3 separate regions of the Homo sapiens genome follow, and regions 1 and 2 are each linked to region 3. A link is an interaction called in ENCODE POLR2A ChIA-PET data of the cell type or tissue named here. Cell type or tissue: GM12878. All regions are shown on one strand. Region 1 has its middle 9.9 kb from the start of GPR157. Region 2 overlaps RERE (arginine-glutamic acid dipeptide repeats). Region 3 overlaps ENO1 (enolase 1).

The links. ChIA-PET counts read pairs that join two places held together with the same protein. Peaks named below come from ENCODE experiments on the same cell type or tissue, not always from the same donor. Only the 100,000 strongest peaks of a DNase experiment are listed, where the experiment ranks them.
Region 1: POLR2A ChIA-PET joins it to region 3 with 10 read pairs; 5 of 35 experiments call an interaction of 5 or more read pairs at or near these places.
Region 2: POLR2A ChIA-PET joins it to region 3 with 12 read pairs; 3 of 35 experiments call an interaction of 5 or more read pairs at or near these places.

The regions. Positions count from the first base shown.
Region 1 is chr1:9,137,757-9,140,256 of GRCh38, reverse strand. No RefSeq gene overlaps it. Among named protein-coding and RNA genes, the nearest start is that of GPR157, 9.9 kb to the right of the region's middle. RefSeq lists an enhancer at 2,466-2,500. In GM12878, no CTCF peak of the experiment used is centred here; no DNase peak of the experiment used is centred here.
Region 2 is chr1:8,765,689-8,768,188 of GRCh38, reverse strand. The region is part of intron 1 of RERE (arginine-glutamic acid dipeptide repeats); the gene reads left to right. Among named protein-coding and RNA genes, the nearest start is that of RERE, 51 kb to the left of the region's middle. In GM12878, no CTCF peak of the experiment used is centred here; no DNase peak of the experiment used is centred here.
Region 3 is chr1:8,873,455-8,875,954 of GRCh38, reverse strand. It overlaps ENO1 (enolase 1), which reads left to right. Exons shown (of 12, transcript NM_001428.5): 2 at 1,038-1,131. The coding sequence starts at 1,047. Among named protein-coding and RNA genes, the nearest start is that of ENO1, 4.0 kb to the left of the region's middle. RefSeq lists enhancers at 1,476-2,500, 2,066-2,500. In GM12878, no CTCF peak of the experiment used is centred here; no DNase peak of the experiment used is centred here; H3K4me3 peaks cover 2,500 bases; H3K27ac peaks cover 1,857 bases.

The DNA of each region.
Region 1 (2,500 bases), 260 kb before region 3:
CAGAAAGTAGAATCAGGGTTACCAGGGGCTGGGGGGAGAAGGCCATGGGGAGTTATTGCTTAAGGGGTATGGGATTTCTGTTGGAGGTGATGGAAATGTTTTGGAAATATGGTTGCACAATATTGCAAATGTCATCAACACCACTGAATTGTATACTTTAAAATGGTTAAAATGGGCCAGGTGCAATGGCTCATGCCTATAATTCCAGCACTTTTCTTTCTTTTTTTTTTTTTAGATGGAGTCTCGCTCTGTCATCCAGGCTGGTGTGCAATGGTGTGATCTCAGCTCACTGCAACCTCCCACAGTGATTACAGGCACCCACCACCATGCTAATTTTTCATATTTTTAGTAGAGACGGGGTTTCGCCATGTTGGCCAGGCTGGTCTCGAACCCCTGGCCTCAGATGATCTGCCTGCCTTCCCTCCCAAAGTGCTGGGACTACAGTTGTGAGCCACCGTGTTCGGCCTGCCCACTGGTGTTCAATCATGGCAGCCCACGGCACACCTCTGCTCAGCCCTGCAGTGACTCCCGTGTCCCTTGGTGTATCCAAGCTGAAGTCCTCACACTGACTTTGAGCCCTGCATGATCTCTCCTCCTCACTGCCCCAAACCCCTCTGCTTACAGAATTCCCCTCATGCTCTAAATCTCCCTGACTTCCTTTTTCGCTACTAGCCAAATAAAACCCTGCTTTTAATTAGTTAATTAATTTCTTTTCTTTTTCTTTTTTTTTTTTTTTTTTGAGACGGGTCTCACTCTGTCGCCCAGGCTGGAGTACAATGGCGTGATCATGGTTCACTGTAATCTCGAACTCCTGGGCTCAAGCAACCCTCCCATTTCAGCCTCCTAAGTGGCTAGAACTACAGGTGTGATGGAGTGGCTAGGACTGCAGGTGTGAACCACCACGCCTGGCTAATTTTTAAATTTTTGTAGGGATGGGATCTTGCTATGTTGCCCAGACTGGTCTTGAACTCCTGGCCTCAAGCCGTCTTCCTCAGCCTCCCACGTTGCTGGGATGAAGATGTGAGCACCACACCTGGCACCAAACTCTGCTTTCATAGATTTCACCTGATTGGGCCAGACCAATCTGGGTCATCTTTGTTTTTTTGTTGTGTTTTGTTGAGACAGAGTCTCACTCTGTTGCCCAGGCTGAAGTGCAGTAGCCTGATCATGGCTTACCTCCTGGTCTCAAGTGATTCTCCTGCCTCAGCCTCCCAAGTAGCTGGGACTACAGGTGTGTGACATCATATCTGGCTAAATTTTAAATTTTTTGTAGGGACAGGGGTCTCACTATGTTGCCCAGGCTGGTCTTGAACTCCTGGCCTCAAGCGATCCTCCTACCTCAGCCTCACAAAGTGTTGGGATTACAGGCATGAGCCACCACACATTCTGTTAATCTTTATATCTCTTTATATCTTAAGATCCACTGAAACAAGACTTTTTTTTTTTTTTTTTGAGGCGAAGTCTCACTCTTGTTGCCCAGGCTAGAGTGCAATGGCATGATCTCCGCTCACTGCAACTTCCACCTCCTGGGTTAAAGCGATTTGCCCACCTCAGCCTCCAGAGTAGCTGGAACTATAGGCATGCGCCACCATGCTCGGCTAATTTTTTGTATTTTTGGTAGAGACTGGGTTTCACCATGTTGGCCAGGCTGGTCTCAAACTCCTGACCTCAAGGATCCTCAAGTGATCCGCCCGCCCAGCCATGGGACTTTAATTACATCTTCAAAATGCTAGCCAGGTGCAGAGGCTCATGCTTGTAATCCCAGCACTTTGGGAGGCCAAGGTGAGCGGATCACTGGAAGTCAGGAATTCAAGACCAGCCTGGCCAACATGGTGAAACTCCCCCTCTACTAAAAATGCAAAAATTAGCTGGGCGTGGTGGCGCACGCCTGTAGTCCTAGCTACTCGAGAGACTGAGGCAGGAGAATCACTTGAACCTAGGAGGTGGAGGTTGCAGTGAGCTGAGATCATGCCACTGCACTCCAGCCTGGGCAACAGAGTGAGACCCCGTCTCAAAAAAAAAAAAATTAGCTGGGCATGGTGGCATATGCCTGTAATCCCAGCTACTCAAGAGGCTGAGGCAGGAGAATCGCTTGAACCCAGATGCAGAGGTTACAGTAAGCCAAGATCACACCACTGCACTCCAGCCTGGGCAGCAGAGCTAGACACCGTCTCAAAAAAAAAAAAATGCCCCCACATCAGTACCTAGTTTGGCATTTGGTTGAAAAACCAGGAGACAGGAATCTTGGCTGGGGAAGGGGGAGGTTTAGAATTCTGCCCATCAAGGCCGGGCGCAGTGGCTCACACCTGTAATCCCAGCACTTTGGGAGGCCGAGGCGGGTGGATGGCTTGAGGTCAGGCATTCAAGACCAGCCTGGCCAACATGGTAAAACCACATCTCTACTAAAAATACAAAGATTAGCTGGACATGGTGGTGTGTGTCTGTAATCCCAACTATTCAGGAGGCTGAGACAGGAGGATAGCTTGACCCTAGGAGGTGG
Region 2 (2,500 bases), 110 kb after region 3:
CTTTTTACATTATTTGGAAGAAAGTCATTATGCTACTAAGTAATTTTAAAGAAAAAGACATCATTCAGCTAATGGATGCCTCATGAAGTCATGGCCTTTTTACTCCAAATGGCCTGTGACTATTTCAAGTGGTCCTTCTGTATCTGTCCACCACGTAGCTCGTCTTTTCTCCATCACTTTTATTTATTCATTTTTATTTTATTTTATTATTATATTATATTTGGAGACAAAGTTTCGCTCTGTCACCCAGGCTGGAGTACAGTGGTGTGATCTCTGCTCCCTGCAACCTCCGCCTCCTAGGTTCAAGTGATTCTCCTGCCTCAGCCTCCCAAGTAGCTGGGACTACAGGCGTGCACCACCATGCCTGGCTAATTTTGTTTTTATTTTTAGTAGAGATGAGGTTTCACCATGTTGGCCAGGCTGGTGTTGAACTCCTGACCTTCAAGTGATCCGCCTGCCTTGGCCTCCCAAAGTGCTGGGATTACAGGCTATTTTTAATTTTTTTTAATAAAGAAAGCTTTTTATTTAGAAATCCCATCCTTTTTGATAAGCAGCATTTTTTTTCTTTCTCTTTTTTTTTTTTTGAGACAAGGCCTCACTCTGCAGCCCAGGTTGGAGTGCAGTGGTGCAATCTTGGTTTACTGCAGCCTCCACCTACTGGTTCAAGTGATCCTCCTGCCTTGGCCTCCCAAGTAGCTGGGATTAATACAGATGTGCACCACATCACCCAGCTAATTTTGACTTGCTTTTTGTAGAGATGAGATTTCACCATGTTGCCCAGGCTGGTCTCAAATTCTGGCTCAAGCAATTGTCCTGCCCCAGACTCCTAAAGTATTGGGATTACAGGCATGAGCCACTGTGCCTGGCCTCCATTGCTTTTATTTCAATTATGTATCAAACCTTGGATTCCTGGTCTACTTTCTCATACCACCCATCCTTCCGTTCCATTTCCTGAATTGATGACCTCATTTCCAGAGAAAATAGAAGCCATCAAATTAGAACTTCTCGGTTTTCAACCAGTAATGCTACATGCCAGTGATACCCAACTACTTACAGTTTCTGGTGTAGAAAATGAATAGTCAATTTATTGTTAAAAAGTTTAAAGTCCAATTTTCCTTGAGCCTTGAGTTCAGTTTATAAATCATATTAGTCTATTCATTAATTCAGTACATTTTATATAAAGGTAAAAGAAAAATAATGCAGTTTTTGATACATGTTGATTAATTCAAGTTGAATTCTGTTTAAATATCCAGTTCTACTTATAAACATAACTAACATTAAATTGCATTTTAAAATTAGATAAATGCCCAAGAAAGCTTCCAACAAAACCTTAAAACAAAACCTTCTTAAAACCTTCTCTAAGTCCTTATATAACTTTTGTAAATATAATTAAATTTCACAATATTGTGAATTTTCCTGCTCCCAAACATGTCTTTCTGTGTTTTCCTGTTTTGATAAATGCTACTCAATTTTCTAAGTAAGTAACCCTGGGCTGTGTTGATTCCTTCTCTTCTCCCCACTATATAGAATCAAGTATTGTTTCTTTTTCCTGTATCTCTTATCTCTTCCTAATCCATTACGCTAGTTCAGGCCACTGTCTCTCTCTCTCTCTTTTTTTTCTTTTCTTTTTTTTTTTTTTTTTGCAATGGAGTCTTGCTGTGTTGCCTAGGCTGGAGGGCAGTGGTGTAATCTTGGCTCTTGGCTGACTGCAACCTCCACCTCCTGGGTTCAAGTGATTCTCCCACGTCAGCCTCCTGAGTAGCTGGGATTATAGGTGCGTGCCACTACATCCAGCTAATTTTTTGATTTTTAGTAGAGATGGGGTTTCACCATGTTGGCCAGGCTGGTCTTGAACTCCCGACCTCAAGTGGTCTGCCAGCCTTGGCCTCCCAAGTGCGGGGATTATAGGCGTGAGCCACTGCACCTGGCCACTGTCTCTTGCTTGAATTACTTTATAGATTCCAAACCAGTTGGCATGTTCAAATCCTCTAATTTCTAACAAAATTAGAAATTTTGTTCTTCACTGCTGTAGTCCTTTTGATCTTTTGTTTGTTTTTTCTTTTTGTTGTTGTTGTTTTGAGATGCAGTTTCATTGTTGCCCAGGCTGGAGTGCAGTGTTGCAATCTCAGCTCACTGCAACCTCTGCCTCCCAGGTTCAAGTGATTCTCCTGCCTCAGCCTCCCAAGTAGCTAGGATTACAGGCATGCACCAGCACACTCGGCTAATTTTTTTTTTTTTGAGACGGAGTCTCGCTCTGTCGCCAGGCTGGAGTGCAGTGGTGCGATCTTGACTCACTGCAACCTCCGACTCCCTGGTTCAAGCGATTCTCTTGCCTCAGCCTCCCGGGTAGCCGGGATTGCAGGCACGTGCCACCATGTCCTACTAATTTTTGTATTTTTAGTAGAGACGGGGTTTCACCATGTTGGCCAGGATGGTCTCGATCTCCTGACCTTGTGATCCGCCTGCCTCGGTCTCCCAAAGTGCTGAGATTACAGGTATG
Region 3 (2,500 bases):
CCCCGTTGGGAAGAAATAATTAGATGTCATTATTGGCTGGTCCTGGTGGCTTACCCCTATAATCATCCTAGCATGCTTTGGGAGGCCAAGGCAGGGGAGGATCGCTTGAGCCCAGGAGTTTGAGAGCAGCCTGGGCAGCATAGTGAGACCGCCATCTCTTAAAAAAGTAACTAAAATAAAATAAAGATGTTATCATTAATGACATAACAACACTGAAGACCCAAGTACTGTGAAATTGGAAAGTCCCAGGAAGTGGCAGTAGCCAAGATCACACGGTCCAAGGACTTCATTGTTCCTGACTTCCAAACTCAGAATTTCTGATCAAATACCTACTAAGTGAATATTAATCTGAAGAATTATGTCCAAACTTCATTCACTATTTTGTTTTAATTCTGCTACAAGCAAGGTTTTCCCCTGGTCCCGCCACCCTCTTTTTGGCCCTAGGTGGTTTTGCTTGTGACCTTCATGTCTGTTCTTGGTTCCTTTCCATTCCCATGCCAGCCCTCATTGTTCACTCATGACAATAGCCAGTTTCAGACAGCTCCTGGGCCACTCTGCGTCGAGCAACACATTCATCTTTCTATTTGGATTTGATTCTCCCTGGGCACACACGTTTGTGGGCTTTTTCTCTCTCTTTTTTTTTTTTTCTTTTTTCTTACAGAACAAGACCTCAATTGCTAGGGTTTAACCCATTTATGCCAGAGGTTGCAAATCTTTTTTTGTGAAAAATCAGACCTTGGCAATGACTTGAGCAGTCGGATAAAAGTAACTCCCACGCCCTTAGCGTTCCAGTAATGGAATACTAGGCATAAAAAGGTTAAGGCCTTCCGCAGCTAGGCCCTAACTACTTAATTAGGAGAATTCTCACTGCTTTCCAGCAGGCTTTTCCCCCCACCCTAGCCAGCTTTCCTACATCCAGTATTTAGTCCAGTGCTGATTCTCTCTAGTCCACGAACCTCGGAAGTGATTCCTTGAATGAGTGAGGAAATGCAGCATTATGGCTTATGGAAAACATGAACTGTGTGTTTCTTCTACAGAAGTTCACCATGTCTATTCTCAAGATCCATGCCAGGGAGATCTTTGACTCTCGCGGGAATCCCACTGTTGAGGTTGATCTCTTCACCTCAAAAGGTATGTGCCACCTCCTTGGTTTCCATGGTTCCTTCCACCGTGCTTCATTTTAAAAATTTTCTACAAATGCTGGAGCCTTAGGAAAAAAAAAATCTGTTAAAGCTTTTCTTTCTGTCTGCACATGCTAGTAGGTTGTGATTCCTGACTGTGAGGGTTGGGGAATTTTTAGGCATGGAGCCAGTGTCTTGCTGTTTCTCGGCTTATTTTTTTCTTTTTCTTTTTCTTTTTTTTTTTTTTTTTTTTTTTGAGATGGAGTCTTGCTCTGTCACCCAGGCTGGAGTGCAGTGGCATGATTTCAGCTTACTGCAACCTCTGCCTCCCAGGTTCAAGCAATTCTTCTGTCTCAGCCTCCCAAGTAGCTGGGACTACAGGTGTGCACCACCACACCTGGCTAATTTTTGCATTTTTGGGAGAGACGGGGGTTTCACCATATTGGTCAGGCTGGTCTCGAACTCCTGACCTCACTCAGGTGATCTGCCCGCCTCTGCCTCCCAAAGTGCCGGCATTATAGGTGTGAGCCACCCCGCCTGATCCTGCCAGCTCCTTGGCTTAAAACCACATAAGTTGGCTCCTAAGTCAGTGAAGTAAGGAAGTAAGGTGATACCACAAGACCTTGTCCCTAAAGGGGCCCATCACTAGTTGTTGGCTGACAGCTTGCTGTGACCAAATGCAGGATACAGTGTGATAGGATGGTATCTCTTGATAAGGGGAGGGATAGCAGGTGTGAATATAGCACCTTTATCTCTGTGACTAGAAATCAGTCTTCAGCAAGGATCAAGGACAGTTTTTACCTGTAGGCTTTGGAATAGTCTGGAGGCTCTCATTTTTACCTGGCTGTCAATCCCTATAGGAGGAGTTTTCTTATGAAAAATTAGAGAATTGTGAAACTCCTTCCTTTAAGAAGAAAATCCAGTGCCTTTGTAGCTCTGTGTTACCTCCAGCACATGGCGCGATGGACAGAGTGGGTGAGGTTGGCAAAGGAGCTTCAGGCAGAATCACTCAGCGGTGCTAAACTCACAGAGAACTGCCAGTCGGAGCTGAGTCACCATCTGTGAGTCACAGGCCTAGCAGTGGAACCCCAGCCCTTCCCTTCCCCTTGCACCTCCCCTCCCCCTCAGGAAGAAAGGATCCTTGAGGCCTGACTTCGTTGGGCAAAAGAATGCCTGAGTTGGCTGCTTGCTGTGTGGGCTCTCAAGCACTGTGGGGTTTCTCACTGGCTTTATGGGGAACCCTGAGGGTTCTCACAGGATGCCAAGAATTCCCTTCATCCAGTAAGAGTGGTTTGCTTAGTCAATGGGTGGAACTTTCTACTTGGATATTAATGAACTTTAAGCAACAAAAGACCCCAGATGCTAGAAGATTGTTGGGA